Regions from separate parts of the Mus musculus genome. Here region 1 is linked to region 2. Evidence: chromatin loops called from intact Hi-C (ENCODE). Cell type or tissue: heart. All regions are shown on one strand.

Region 1 (8,000 bases), 83 kb after region 2:
GCCAACTGTCACAGACTCACTTGATTTTTCTATAAGCAGCACCAAGTGTCCCCTGGAGATGTAGCCAACAGTGCTTATGAGCACTCTCTCAGTAATTCAACACACTACTCACTACCAAACATACAATCTCTGAGTCTCTGTAAACATGCTAGGAATTTAGTGCGGGGTTCTCTCACTCACATTACCCTGTTTCTCCCGACAGATACTCCCATCCCCTAGTATGTAACACCTGCAGTCACATGCAGTAAGTAACCAGGAACCCAAGCAGACCTTCAGAGAGCTATGGAAGTGGGAGTGGGAATAAGATGCCCCCACAGGCGCCCCATGGTACTTGATATCACCACCCTGCCCAGCACCCTAGCTTTCAGTGTGGGGAACAGGTACTGGCTCTACCTGAAAGGGCTTTTCTCCAGTATGAACCAGCTGGTGTCGTTTTAGCTTTGAGCTCTCAACGAACGCTTTGCCACACTCTGCACAGACGTGGACTCTGGGACCGTGGGTGTGCAGATGCTTTCTCATAGCAGAGTTATCCCTGAACATCTTTGTGCAGCCCTTAAAACAGAGAGAGAAGCTTAGTGGTTCACAATGCAAACTGAGAAAGGACCCAATCACTGCACAGCCTTTACTGATGTTTAGAGCAAAACAACCTCCCCAGCACCCCCTTTAACTTTACTTAGCATTACAGAACATTAAGCTATTTAAGACATAAATAAAAAAATTAAAAAATCAGACAGCTGAAAAGAAGGCCTTATTCTTATTTTGTATTGCAAACCCGTGCTTTACAGATGAGGAAACTGAGGCTTAGAGATGTACTGAAGTAGACTTGCCCAAGGTCACACTACTAGTAGTAGCCAGCCAAGCTGGGAGTAGAACCCAGCATCCCGGCTTCCAGCTACACCACAGCCGCCTCACCCAGCTACAGCCCCCAGATGAAGTAACAGAAGCACTGAGAAATAAACGGAGTTAAAATGACGGTAGTCCACCACTACCTTTGGTGGGCCCCGTATTCTGTGCTGCAACAATGGGCTGTCATTCTCCATCGCCTACTGTTCCCTCTTCTCTCTTTGCCTCTTTCCCCTTCTTGACAGAGAAAGAAGCAAGAGGGTCTCCAAGGAATGGCAACTACAGAAGAAATTTATTTGGTGAGACACCAGGAAAAGGAAGAGGCAGGCAAAGCGATACCAGTGCGGGGGAGGCAGATGGATGTGTGGTGCCCGAGAGCAGCATGTCCTCAACAATTTCTTCTGCAGTTGTTGCCCATGATGGAGTGAGTGGGGAAATGGTGAGACAGCATGACAGAAGGACAGCACAGGTCACCACTAGACAGCTTCACAGGCAAAAGGGAGGGAGGGGAAAGCCAGTTTTCCACCTTGACCTCTAACTTCAGCTCCCATTTACACAGAGCAGCACAGAGACCCCGGCACGCATGGCATAACGGTTTTCAAATGCGTCCTAATTGTGGTTTAGATAACAGCCACATGCATTCCATACCTCCACACCATAAGCATCTACAAGCAGTACAGAGACTGGGGTGCACAGCCTTTATATCAAGTATATTTACTCTGCAACTGCTATTTTTGGAAATTCTTTATTCCATTCTTGGTTTCTTCTGCCTTGTTTCTCAGCATCCACATCTTTTCCCCGTTCAATCTGAAAGCTGACCACCACCCTTAGCACCTCAAAATACTTTTGAGCCACCCCTTTTTACTTTAAAAAACCAGCTGCATTTGAAAACAGTTATGCACCCTTCTAGTAGCACAATTAACAGAGTAAAAAGAAAACTGAGGGAAATTACCAAGTCTTTATTTAGTCTATTCTAACAATATCCAAAGTAATTTCCAAGTTTCAGTTATAAGCTTAGAGTCTCATAAAGACTTGTGGGTTAAGTACAACCCAAGGTCTTAAGACTTGACTTGTTAATGGTCCAAAAAGAAATAGTCCTAACACAGTACAGTCAATATACAGGAGTAAGAACACTGGCCCCTATAGCAGCCCCATTTAACATATCTTAAGTGTCCTTTACTAACAAACAAAATGAAGACCGTGTTTATAATCCCAAAGCCCTAATTGCTTACTTTGTTTCAGTTACAAAAGTGGAACTCAAAGGGCACACTCCTTATATACACCCTGTCTGCAGCCTGAGCAGAGGTCTAACCACACTCCCCTCGCATTACTTACTTTATGAGGGCAAGCTATTGTTCTTGGAGCATCATCTTCTTTAATTTTTCTTGGCTTCATTCTTATTGAAAAAAAAAGAGAGAGAGAAAGAGAGAGAGAGAGAGAGAAAGAGACAGATTTGTAGGAGTGGGTCACACTCAGTAAGCATAAATCAAATCGTCCCTGAGGTTTTCCCTTGTAGCACCAACACTAAGCTCCTGGTGTTCCCCTTCTACAACGGAGAAAGGACCAAGCTGCCCAGACTGCTCAACTGCGAGCTCTCTTCTAGCTTCTAAGTAAAAGTGCTGGTGCTTGGAAAGCCTGCCTCGCTCGCTGCCTCTGGCAAAGCTGGTATGGCTTGGAACTGCACCACCAGCACCATTATCATATATGACTCAAACACCTCCTCGTCCCACTTACCCCTGTTAAATAAAAACTAACAACCCCACAAAGATCATCAGCCCTGACAACTGCACATTAATTATTTTGTTGGGGTAAGGCAACAAAAATCAGCTGCTCAAAAATATATAACATCTTAAAAAAACACAGTAACAAACAACCACACACATACAAAATGGGCCCACATCATACAGACACAAACCATCTTTGGGAAATATTAATTTTGGAAGTACACATTATACTTTTATACAGAGTCATTTATACCCATGTAATAAAAACTCTCAAAGGAAACCACAAACGGGCACTGGCTACTACTACTGGCTGATGGACAGGCAGAATTGCCTTGTTTGTTTTTTTCAAGACAGGGTTTCTCTGTGTAGCCCTGGCTGCCTTTAAACTCCCTCTTTCAACCAGGCTGTCCTTGAACTCAAAGAGATCTGCAGGCCTCCACTTCCCAAGTGCTGGGATCAAACAGGTGCACTGACACTGAGCGGAAGGCATCTCCTGCTGGTGTTTTGGTGGTTAGAGGGAGATGACAGTTTTTATAGGATGTTTCATTTTACTTTGTTTTTGAGACAGGGTTTTGTCACCACCGCTAGTTTTATTTCTGGTTGTAGCTTGTCAACTGAGAACCAGTCTATCTTCTACTTCCTCCAGCAACCTTGGTCTTTCTGAAAGATTTCTTTCCTAGCATTCCTTACAAACTTGCGTATGATCAAGGAGCAAGAAAACTGTGCTCTAGAAAACTATGATTTAATTTAATTTAATTTCAAAAACATCTTTGTAGCCCTAGTTGGACTGCCTCACACTCCTGCATGAAGCTTGCTGGCTAAACTGTAACTAAGCCAATGGTCCCTCTTAGCAACAATGTACCAAAAATGACTTATGACATCTCTCAGTAGGTTACTCTGTCCACCCAAACCCAGGACAGAGTATCTGGATCCTCCTTACACTGCCAAGCTAGCAACCTCCCATGTCTAAAAACAGGGAGAACTTCTACAATGCCTGATGACCAATCTCTTCCCAATTCCAACCCTGCAGACACACTTTAGATTACTAGTATTCCAGTTAGCAAGCATTACTTAAGTGTCTGCTGTTTACAGGTTTTTAACGAGCCTGTTGTTCTCAAAAGCCTGTCTCTACTTATAATTCATACTAGTCTCTTACATGTCAGTGAGTTTGAAGTTTGGGGTTCAGTTCAGAGTAGCAGGAAGCAACTGGTGCTACTGCACCACCTAGAGGTCAGATCAGCATGAATCAGCAGCAATTCATGAATGCTTCTATTTCTTTCAAATCTTTTTCCTCCCTCCCGAAGACAGTGTTTCTATGTGACATTGCCCTGGCCATCCTGGAACTTGCTCTGTAGACCAGGCTGCCCTGGCACTCAGAGAGCCTCCTGTCCTGTCTCTCTGCCTCATGAGTGCTGGGATTAAAAGCATATGCCACCACTGCTCAGCTTTCTTTCCAGTCTTAATAAGATGTCTTTGAAATAGGTTCTTACCATATACCCCATACTAGCCCTGAACTTGCGATCTTATTTCCATATGCTAAGTGCTGGTGACAGATCTATGTGGCCACTCCCAAACTAGTTATCATTTTAGAAATTGTGTGCTAATATTCAGTATTAATTTTAGAACGAAAATTTACCAGGCATTTGGGCAAACCTAAGACTTCATCAATGGAAGACACAACTGTCCATAACAAGATTGGCTCTTCTCTCAGAAGCTACGCAAAAGAAAAATGAAGGGGTCATTCCCACCCCACCCCAGCATCAAGAAACACTGCTTGCGTTTCTCTCATTGACTGGGATACTTTACAGACCCAGACACGATGAGGACAAATGACAAGATGGATATATGACTTGGAGTTGACTTCTACTATCTTTATGACCTTGAGCAAATCACTAACTTCTCAGCCTCGGTTTCTTACTCTGTAAGCAGGCACGACCCTTCTTTTATCAGAGCTGCAAGGAGTCCAAGACAGCACACCAGACCCCTGAGCAATGAGTTACTATCATCACTGGTCATATGGTTAGAAATGAAACTCATCCTTTTGCTTCTTTGATCTTTGAGAGAGGGTCCAAACCAAGTATCGCAGATTGGCCAGGAGCCTGACAACCGTGTGGCTCGGCCTCTGGCATGATAAGGAAGAACTGTAAGCGCCAACTACCTACCACACTCAATAAACTGAATTCATTCTTTAAAATTGTATTATTTATGCTTAACAACCCGTAAGGTTCTGATATTCTAAATTATCTTTCAACCAAAAAACCCTAAGATACTGAAAGGAAAAAGACAAGCATAAAGCCACCCTCAACAGCTTTTTACTCTACTTGCTACTCAGTTTTATTAAACTGGAGGGCATGTTGAAAGACACGCTGCTTAAACTGACATTACCTCCAACTCATCCTGTCACATGTGGAAGGAGCACCACCACAAAGACTGAACTCCACAAGTCACATCTGCAGCATCTTCCCAACAGTTTTAGCAGAGCCCTGGATGTAGCAAAGATGAGTCTTCTGGCAGTAAGCTAGGAAGTACAAGTCTCCCCAGTACAATAAACTTAGAACCAGGATGTAGGACCTCAGCTGCTGAGACAGTCCATTATCACTCAGCTATCATCTGCCAGCATCAAGGTCTCATTATGGAGCCCAGGGTGGCCTTGAACTGGCAATCCTTCTGCCTCGGCCTCTCAAGTGCTGGAATTACAGGTAGTTGTTCACTTACCACACCCAGCAGCCTACAGGATATCACAGTCCAGCTTTAAGGAAATATACAATAAAGAACTGCCTAGCTAAAATTAGGAGACATAAATTACTCACCAGGCCCTAGTCTCTGAACACAGTTTTTCAAAAACAGACAACTCAGTAAAATACCCCCACCTCCCCTCTGTGGTCCCACCTCAAAACTCAGAACCCTTGTTTTCAGGGGTGGTGTCAGGTCAAGACAGGCTTTCACTGTGTCTAGCTATCCTGGAAACCCCTCAGAAGACCAGGCTGGCCTCAAACTCACAGGGAACCTCTGTCCCCTGACAGCTGGAATTACTGGCATGAGCCACCACCACCTGATATTATTATTATTATTTTTTGAGACAGCACTCATGTATCCCAGGTCCAGCTTCAAACACACTATGCAGCTAAGGTTGACTATGTGCCTCTCCTGAGCACTACTGGATAGACACACAGCACTTGACTTACATGTAAGCCTAGGGTTTCCTGCATACAAGACAAGCACTTCTGAAAACCAAGCAATCCGACCCTCCAGCTTTAAAGACAGAACTTCCAAATAAAATTCATTACTTTTTTTTCTTTTTAAACTTATGTCTATGTTAAGCAGTCTAAACAGAGGGTGGCAGTTTAAGACATTCTTGTCTTCAAGTCTAGGCCAGCACACCCATACTGCCAAGGATAGAACAGAGAGAAACATATGAACTCTCAGGCATAAGCTAAGACCTCGGGGCTCAAGCGTTGCTCTTCAATCACAGGACAAAGTCAGGCCTGAATAAGCTTTGCCATAACTGGTAGAGATCATATGGTCTGATCCACAACAGTGAAACATGGTGCCTCTACTTGATATTTTATTGTGGGAATCCCAGTCAAAGGCCCCTGAAGACCCCACTCCAAGACAATACAGTCTCACAATATGGAGATTTGAAAACAGCAAGGCATACAGGTTCTGGCATTTCTCTACCACCAATAAAGTCCATGTAGGTCAACATGATCTTTAAGGGATCTAATTCTACATGGGACTGGAGTCCAATCCTCAACACCTTGGTGCCACACTTCCCTATTTTTACATTCTAACAAACTGAGCAAGATAACACCCAATTCTAACATAGAATGAGAGTCCTCAGAGCTGATTGTAAAAGGAAAGACCATGTGGGCTGGGCTCCAGTTCAGCAGCACTGCCAAACATGCACAAGGCTCTGGGCTCCAAAAAGACTTGTCACAGTGAATGTTCCTCTTCAAACATTGCTGCACTGTCTTCTCATCACTTGCCGTGGCCATGGCATTCATGACATCATTCTCTGTAAGTGGCCTTCTCCCTGGTTTCTTTATCCTTGGTGCTCTGAGATATCATCGGGGCAGGGAGAGTCAAAACAATGCCAAGAGCCATCACATCTGAGTTGTCCTGCTCACAACCTGTAGCTTCCCTCTCTCTTTAGTCTTTTCCAGTCCTCTATCTGCCACTGCACCAGTGCTGCAATGTGTAACAGAGATTCTCTTTTTCGCTCTCCTGGTTGGTGTTCCAGAAGGTTCTTCATCGGTAGCCAGGCTGCCTCACCTCCCCAAGTCTCTACTTCAAATAATTCTCTTCTGCCTTCTCTGCTTCCTCTTACTCTCCAAACACAAGGGTTTCCCCAAAACTCCCCATCTTAGAACTTCTATAAGATCTTGATTTTAGCATGACTTCCTTCTAACTTCTTCCTAAAAACATCAAGTCTATATGAGTTTATGATGTAATCAGGTGGATATTGGTGGCCTTTTGTCTTCCTTAACCAGACACACAAAAAACATTCTTTACCTCTTGTCATCTCTAATGTCTACTCTATCTACCCTACTCTTCTAGCTTGAGCCTTCTATTTGAAGCTTTCTCCCGTACACAAAGGGATCGACCCATCTTGGATTCTGCTATAAAGTAATCCTCTCCAACTAACAAAACTCTTCCTCCCTACTCACGTCTCTAGCAGCTGCTCTCCACAAAAAGTCCACACATCTTTTGCCAGCATTCATGGACCTAAATAACCGGATTCAAATTTACCTTGATTACATTCATTTTCTTTAAGCACCCCAATTCCCAGCATAACTGTACATCATTTGTATTTTCTGTAGAAAATGTGCACGCCCTGAAACACGGAAGCCTGTTTCTTATTTATCAAAACACTAGGTTCAAGCCAGGTATGGAGTTACACACCTATACTCCCAGGACTTGGGAGGTTGAGGCAAGATTTTGAGATCAAGGTCATAGTGGGCTACAGTGAGACTGTCTTAAAACTCTAGGCTCATCAAGGCGTACATCAGCCACCAACATGTCTACAACATACTGCAGACATCACTACCCATCTCTGTGTCCTTATCCAATTCTAAGCAGCAAGGAAGAGCCGGTTAACTTTAGGGATTTGATTCAGTATGCCCCCAAAACATACCTCCTGCCAAACTGGTAGGTACATTACAAATGTAATCTCCGTTTGTAGCTTTTGGGGGGGGGGTGCTTAATACATCATTCACATAATTGTACCTGAAATATAACTGGAACATAACAAAATCTGGAGAACAGTGTTATTAACAGACACACTGTTGCTAAGCCATGACAAATGAAACAAATGGCTCTGCTCCACCTCAGGCAAGGAAGGCAGACGATACACTATTAGCAATTCCACCTTATTGAAGATGTTACATTTTTGTACACCTCCTACCCCCACCATGTCCTCATAAAAAATGACCA
Region 2 (8,000 bases):
ACAAGACCCAGGGTCACTTCTCCAGAGCCGAGCCAGCGGCAGACGTTGCATCCCTGGGTCTTCATTAGGAGAGTTCCCTGTGTGCTGTGCCCCCTCTTTGGTCACGCCCACTGTGCTAGATGCAAACCCCATCCCAGACGGCCTGCTCATACCAGAGGCGTCACTTATCTGACCTGCAGCGTCCCCACTTCTGGCAGGGTCAGCCTCGGTCTCGGAGTCAGAATCATCATATGCCACCAGCGAGGCCATACAGTCACACAAAGGTGACTTCCTAGAAGTAAACAAGATCTAGAGTTAGCAACCGTTAATAACGCGAGTCGTTCTGCACTTCGGGGCAGGATGTCCCCTTGAAGCTCAAAGACGTCAAACTCCACAAGCACAAACACATACAGAATAGAAAAGGATTTCAGATATTTCAACATAGAGAAATTATGTTTGGCGCAGGAAAGGTAGCTCAGTGATTAGCAGCGTGTACTGCTCTCCCAGAGGACCCACCCTGGGCAGCTCACAGCCACAGCAGTCCTGGCTCCTGAGGATCCAATGCCCTGTTCTGAGCTCCATGACTACCTGCATTCGCATGTACAAGCTCACACACCAACGATAGGTGCATGCGCGCAATTAAAAATAGGAAACATACCTTTTTAAAAGGGGAAACTAAAAAATATAGTTTGGGCTGCAAGATGACTCGGTGGATTAAAGGCACTCGTCATCACACCTAAGCTCAGTCCCTGGAACCTACACAGTGGAAAGAGAAAAACCAACTCATGAAAAATTTCCCTTGACCTCAGCATGTGAGCCTTAAGACGCATGCTGTCTCCCAGTTATGTATACAATAAAAGGTTTGTTTGTTTGTTTGTTTGTTTTTTAAAAAAAAAGGGGGGGGGAATGATATTTGACAAGGTATGTATGTTAACCCTAATTTAAATATTACATAATATATAAAAACCCAAGTAATAGTAAAAAAAAAATGGGTCTCCTACTAAATAGAAATAATTAGTTACTGTGTGTGTGTGTGTGTGTGTGTGTGTGTGTGTGTGTGTGTGTGTTCAGACAGGGTTTCTCTGGGTAGCTGCAGCTATCCTAGAACTTGCTCTGTAGACCAGGCTGACCTCACACTTACCGAGATCCTTCTGCCTCTGCTTCCTTAGTGCTGGGATTAAAGGCCTGGGCCTCCACTTCCTGGTTTTACAGATAATTTTTTAAATGGAAACCTCTGTGGGGCTGGGGCTAAAGCTCGCTGACAGAATTCTTGTCAACACATGCAAGGTTCTGGGTTTGCCCCTCCGCACTGCAAAGCAGAAGAGAAGAAAAAAGAGAATGTAGAAAAAGAGCACGAGGGCAAGAGGGACCTGGGTATGGCAGCACCCACCTTTGAGCCTAGCATTCGTGATGCTGAGGCAGGAGGATTATGACTTCAAGGACACCCTGGGATACCTAGGCAAGACCCAGTCTTTAAAAACAAACAACCTCAGCCTGGAGATGATGATGTACACCTATAATCCCAGCACTCAGGAGGCAGAGACAGGTGGATTTCTGAATTCGAGGCAGCCTGATCTGCAGAGTGAGTTCAAGGACAGCCAGGGTCACACAGAGAAACCCTGTCTCTAAAAACAAACAAACAAAAAAAAAGAAAAAATCCGTGTCCAGAGAAACAGAGCAACTGCAGAGTACTGCCCGGGCACGTACAAAGCCCAGGTTGGGTCCTAAGTCACCAGTCAACCCAACTGTGGCAAGAGCAATTCTAAACATGGCATCCAAATCTGTTTGTTTCACCCCAAATGCATAGGTTCACAGGGTACTAAATTTCCATTCAAAAGTTTTTCCTGGAATTCTGAGCATTCACAAATTTCTATCAGCTAGTTCTCAGTAAGAATTGCTTTGGTCTAAAACTCAGTATTAATTCTGTGAGTACAGACAGAAAGAAAATAAGGATGCTGAGCATATCTCAGCCAGCAGAGGGTGGAGTGGGACAAAGTGCAAGCCTGGGCCATGGACCAGCTAGCCCGCTTCTTTTTTTATGCTTGTGTGTTTGCTGTGTAAGTGTATGCATGCCTATGCGAATGTGCAAACCTGTTCTCCTAAATACAAGGAGGCCAGAAGATGGAGTCCTGTGCTGTTTCACTTTCTATCTATTCGAGACATAGTCTGTCTGTGACCTCTTACAGGTTGAGTTACAAGCAAGTGTGAAATGGCTTGTTACATGGGTGCTGGGATCCAAACTTTGGTCTTCATGATTTCAAAACAAGTGTCTTTAACAGATGAACCTCCCTAGCCCATTACAAGTACTCACTATGTAAGCCAGGCTGGTCTTAGTCCAGTCTTCCTGCCTCAGCCTTCAGAGTGCTGGCATTACAAGTATATATCACCATGTCAGATCACACACTGGGCTCCAAAATTCCACTCAAAGCCTTCCACATCTGTCCCCTAATGGCATTATTTGCCCTAAGAATCCCACTGCCATACAAGTCTGCTCATCATCCAATGCCTGTAGCTATCATTCCTACCAGCAGCTGAATCCAGGCAGGTAACAATGTCCACATTTAGAAACATCTTCGAAAAAGGACTTCTAAAACCAGCTTTCCACTCTCCAACCAAACTAAGATCCCACTAGAGACTAACCACACAGAGATAGACCCATGCTCTGCAAATAATTTGATCTCTACATATTCAGCAGGGAGTTGAGGCCAATCTCCTGGTTCCTCAAATGAAACCCATCTGATTCCCACCACCATACTATATAGAGCTCGGTCACAGCCTGGGTTTTAAGCTACACGGTTATCTGCAGGGTAGACTCACAAAAGAGGCCTATAGCAGATCTGAGGACAGTGTGGCTCATCAGCTCCACAGGGGATAGAAAATGAACGACAGCAAGGGACTGGACACCAGATGCACCACACATAGATTTCATTCTCTCACTCAACATCTGCCACAGTAGGCAAAACAGTAAATGATGTCCTTCATTCATCACACTCCCAAGCCATAGAAAGACAAAAACATCCCTGACTCGTGAGCCAGACGATGTCGTGGACTTGTGAACTCAAAAGGAAAAGGATACAGGGTAGCTGGGCCCAAGACTGCATCTTTTTCTGGAGCTGAGACAGGTCTCAGAGAGACTACACCAGTGTGACGCTCTGAAGAGGTTGAGGGAACTAAGGTGTTCACAATACTGTGACTAAAACAGAACCAATACCAATGAAGAGGAGTCAAGGGTGAGTCAAGAAAACATATATGAAGGGAGACGGCTGAGAGAGATGCACACCGTTTAGGAGATGATGGTAGCCATCTTGTACCCAAGTCCAAAAAATGCCATGAGAAAGGGGGGGGGGGGGAGGTGAAACCAAGAGGAAGAGGCTAAATGGGGGAAAAAGAGGACTGAGGACTGAAGTCGAATACTGAAAAGCTAAAGGGAGCACGGATACATGGGGCAGGGTGTCCTGTGTGCTTAGCTCACTGTCCAAGAAGCCTCAATCTGGATGAATTTGCAGACAGCAAGGTGATGGGGCAGGGAACTGGGAAAGTTAAAGACAGAATTTTCCCGTTCAACACACGGGTCCTAGTTTCCTACTCTGTGTTAGGCACTATGATAGATCTGATGTGGGTAGAAATTCACACGGATCTTGCCCCAGAGGCCATGGATACAGGATGGGAAACAAAAAACAGACACGGGTTTTGAAGGATGAGTAAGTTAGCCAAGCTGTCAACACTAATGGGTAAAGAGTTCAGAGCACAGCACTCTAGGAATGAACGGGAAGAACAGGAAGGCAAGCGGCGAGCTGAGCCCGGCGCTAAGAAGCGAGAAGCATGCGGCCGCCACATCCCGGCCCCCTCCCTCCCGGGCCCGCCGCTCACCACACACACACACACACGGAAGCTCTTGGTCCACCCCTACAACGGTCCGGCCAGCACTCGGGCCGCCCAGTCGCGTTCCACCACGACGCCAGCAATTTCAGCCAATCGGAGATGGTCTCTGCCCTCCTCTGCCTGGACAGCCAATAGCGGCATGCCGAGACCGGAAGTTATTCCAGCCGGCTGGTGTTTCCACGGACGCCCAAGAGGTACCGGTGGCTGAACTTGGGGGTGCTGACTGGTGGGGCCGAAGTGGGGGCCGCCGGTAAGTGAGGAGGGGGTGGTCACTGCGCCGGGAGCGAGGGAGGGATGCCGAGGTGGCGCCGGGGCCTTCGGTTGACGCCCCGGCGCCGCGCCCCGAGGATCCAGCTCGGAACCGGGCTGTCTGTTCTCTGGGCACCTGTACCACGAGGGACCGGGAGGCTGCGGCGGCGCCGCCCACCCAGCCTGTCATCGTTTCCCACCGCCTGGGCTTTGCCCTGTAGGATCTCTTTGCCCTGTACGAAGTGTTTGTAAAGCCCCTGGTGCCCGTTTCACAGATGAGGAATCCTAAAGAGAAGCAGAGAAGGAACGCTACTTGCCCACGGTTTTATGATAGCACACCAAGCTCTATGTCCAACATTAAAAGCCTATCTTTCCGCTGCAGTGCACAACTTCAGAGCAAGGCTGCTTCGGGAAGGCAGTGATGTACAAAGCGATATGCCCGTCCTATTTGTCGCTACACTACACACAATTGCAATGATGCTGTGGGGGCGGGAAAGGAAGAGGGTGGGGAGGTCATATGGCGGTCAACCTGAAGAAAGGGACAGCTGATGCAATGCAATGACAAGTAGCTCCGGGCTCTTGAGAGTTTGGTTGGCCTCAGCCGCCTCCTCCCACGGCCCAAGTAGCTAGCCAGTGGCTGGACTTGCTCTTGAAGAAAGCTGGGCAAATGGCTCAAATGCTTTTGGGAACCTGAGTGATTTCTAGGAAACCCCTCAGTAAGTGAAACTGAAAGGGTGTGGCAAAGCAGATAAGAAAAACAATAGTCTCTTCTAAAAAAAAAAGAAAAAAAAAAAGAAACAAACAAAGAAACTGAAAGGGGAAGAGGAGAGTATTAAAGACCTCCACCCTGGCTGGGCAGTCTCATATGTTCAGCTGTCCAGCTTGAGCACCCTTGGACTACACAGCCAGGGTACGTATTGCCTTCTCTGCTAGGCTAGCAGCGTGTTTTCTGTTGTTGCAGTGGTTTGGTTTGGGTCACCTACCTCATATGAGAGCATTGAAGACTTGAGGAGGGTGTGTGTCTGGATTGGGATGTTGTGCATGTATTTCATCTAGTTGACTCAGGTTCAGGTGATGCCCTGGTTTTGAGTAGATGTGGTGGGTGCCCAGTGACCTGTTTGCATTCAGAGCTTGCCCTTCAGCATCTTCAAAGCTCCGGTTGATCTGGCCTCCTTAAGTGGTCAGTGTCTGAATACGTTGACATTCTTATTGTGACAACAGAGTCTGTAATGTCTGTCTTTGTAAATTAGTGTCTTTCTCTTTTAAGGTAGTATTCATAGGGCTCGGCTTGTAGTTCAACTGTTAAAAGGCTAACTTGGCATGTTCCAGGCTCTGGGTTCAATCTCCAATGCCTTTAGTTGGGAAAATAACCTTTCATTAACTAGACCACCATCATCTATCCCCAAGTTTTGTCTTCTGCGATCATGTCAATCTGCAACTATTGTTATCTACTCTTTGAGACTACAGTTCCAAGGTATCTAGAAAGTTTCCTAGGCCACCTTCTTTCCAAGCTGCCCCTAAAATCGTGTTGCTTTCTTCCCTCAGGCTGCAGAGACTGTGTGTCTTCCCTGTGATGGTTTCCTTATGGTCTAAATCCTTCTCTTTCCTATATGCTCACAGATAATGGGCCCCCTTTCTTTACAAGACTACTGTGTCATCTAGAACAGTGCTATTTTTCCAAATGAGCCATAGATTAAAAGGCCTGCAAAGGAGAGTTACGGGTGGAGGAGCCTTTGTAGGCTTCTCGTCAGAGGCCTGCTGTGAGTGCTCTGGAATAGGCGGTTTGACTTCTTACAATCCCAGTGCTTTTGTTACAGGGGATAATAGATAACTTCCTGGTTATAACCTCTTTCTTTCTTCCATATTGTATTAGTAGTGGGTTAGATAGCATTTCCTTAATAAAGAGACAACCTCCCATCTAGAGCTGATATGGTAAGTCCTCAAGACAGTGATCTTTAACCTTTTGGCATCTTGGATTCCTTCATAAAGATGGTAAACCTGAGCGATTCTTATATCCATTCATCGAGTGAATATGCAAATATTGATATACTTTAAGAGGTTCAAGAATTCCTAGCTAAGCACCTCTGAAGTTAAGCTGAATTCTAAAGGTTAGCAAACAAAAATAGAGGATGGGAGAGCTCTTCATACAATCCAGAGGTAAGTGTGTAACTGCGTGAAGGCAGGAAGATGGTAGCTCTGTTTTCTTTGCCTCAACCATTCCTAGAATATTCATTCAAGAAATTGCCTCTCATTCTCTTGGTCTCCCTCACTCTCTTCCTAATGCACTCACATACACACACACACACACACACACACACACACACACACACACACACACGAGATTTAAATGGTGACCATGCATGAGCAACCAGGAAAACAGATTTCGAGTGTTGTTTCCTCTGTCTGATTAGTTTATATGCCTCTTCCAAGTCAGAGTTCTAATACTGAAGAGATAGGTGCTCCCCTACAACGTGGGTCCTGAATGCAGATCCGGTTCCCTAGCTGATTACAGCAGCTGCCATCCCTGTTGCAATAGAAAGAGAGTAGCTGTCCCAGGCTCACTCACTCATTCTCCCCGGCACTTTTTCTAGGAGTTGAGTGCAATTCTGACCACAGCTGATTACAGTCTTTGCAGAGCCCCACATTTGTGGAGAAGTGGGGTAAACAAAGGCAAGTACAGAGGTAACCAGAACAGGGCAGATGTTACAGTGGGCAAAGAAACTAAAGGTCTGAGACCTAGAGGAGACCCAAGGCAGTCTTCCTGGCTCTCCCCAGATCTTAGAAGGTATGACTCAGTGCCAGAGCATTAAACCAGAGATAACCTTAGATCCGACTGACTCAGTTATCAACTAGAACAAACACTGGTATTTTTTATATTTGCTGGGTTTGGAGGAGGTTTGTTTTATTTTTTTTTTTCTTTTTTGAGAGGGTGGGGATGTCACAACAAGCTCTTACTATATAATTCTGGGCTACTTTCTGTAGCCCAGGCTAGCCTAAAATTTACCAGTCCCCCTATTCAGCAGATTTGGAGTCGTGCACCAACCACCACGTCCAGCTAAAACCTGCACTTACAAAGAAGATAAGAGAACAGCCTAGAGGAGGAGGCACTTACTGATTCAGGAGAGTCACTCATAGTAAATAGCAGAAATATATGCTGGTTTTCACGAATTACAATTCTATCAACTCTACAGCAGAGGAAGTGCTACAACAAAGTACGACATGTTCCAGAGTCCCAGGCCTGCGGTTGGTAATGGCTGTGAAAAGCTGAGGTTGACTCTCAGAGATAGCAGAGCCCAGACAAAGCGGGGTGGGAGGGAAGCATTCCTGGACAGGAGGAAGGAGAGCAGGACTCTGAGAGCCATGATTGAGGCTCTGACACTAGAGACTCTGACACTAGAGTCTGACACTGAGACTCTGACACTAGAGTCTGACTTCTCTGGATTGAACCTCAGGCAACTTTTTGTGGCTTCCCTGGGCTAACAGGATGTACAGTTGCAGCTTGCTCTTCTGAGACACTGGGGAAATCGCTTAACCCTTTGTGTTTAGAAGTCATCTTTATTACACTCATTTCTCTCATCTGATCCAAGCAAATATGTCCATAGAAAAGAAGGAACTAGGAGTCTCCTTACTCCCTGGCTTCAACATTGTTCCCGCTGCTAGGCCATAAGGCCTTGTTCTTCAAGTCAGTCCCTCACCAAACTTCCCTTTCTGGGAATCAGGTGAGATGATTCTCAGTGGCTGCTATCCCGTCCTAGTTTGGGTATTGTGAGTTCATTGACTTGTATGAAAATGGTGGTGTTGAACAAATTTAACCAATGGATAAATACAAATAAATGGCATCTCCACTGTGCATCTGACTGAGAGGTAGGTAGGTGGGGGACAGTGGCTGA

Evidence for each region. A loop is a pair of places that touch in the nucleus more often than their neighbours do. Peaks named below come from ENCODE experiments on the same cell type or tissue, not always from the same donor. Only the 100,000 strongest peaks of a DNase experiment are listed, where the experiment ranks them.
Region 1: a loop joins it to region 2, with 2.6 times the contacts of the local background. A loop is called at or near these places in 14 of 42 quality-filtered maps.

The regions. Positions count from the first base shown.
Region 1 is chr12:108,807,158-108,815,157 of GRCm38, reverse strand. It overlaps Yy1 (YY1 transcription factor), which reads right to left. Exons shown (of 5, transcript NM_009537.4): 3 at 2,179-2,239; 4 at 394-552. Among named protein-coding and RNA genes, the nearest start is that of Yy1, 18 kb to the right of the region's middle. In heart, a CTCF peak has its summit at 3,791 (motif pointing left); no DNase peak of the experiment used is centred here.
Region 2 is chr12:108,890,180-108,898,179 of GRCm38, reverse strand. It overlaps Wars (tryptophanyl-tRNA synthetase), which reads left to right and starts at 4,006. Exons shown (of 10, transcript NM_001164314.1): 1 at 4,006-4,111. Wdr25 (WD repeat domain 25) reads right to left here and starts at 3,908. Exons shown (of 7, transcript NM_177602.3): 1 at 3,867-3,908; 2 at 1-271. The coding sequence starts at 249. In heart, a CTCF peak has its summit at 1,951 (motif pointing right); DNase peaks (open chromatin) are centred at 3,959 and 4,639; H3K4me3 peaks cover 2,300 bases; H3K27ac peaks cover 1,537 bases.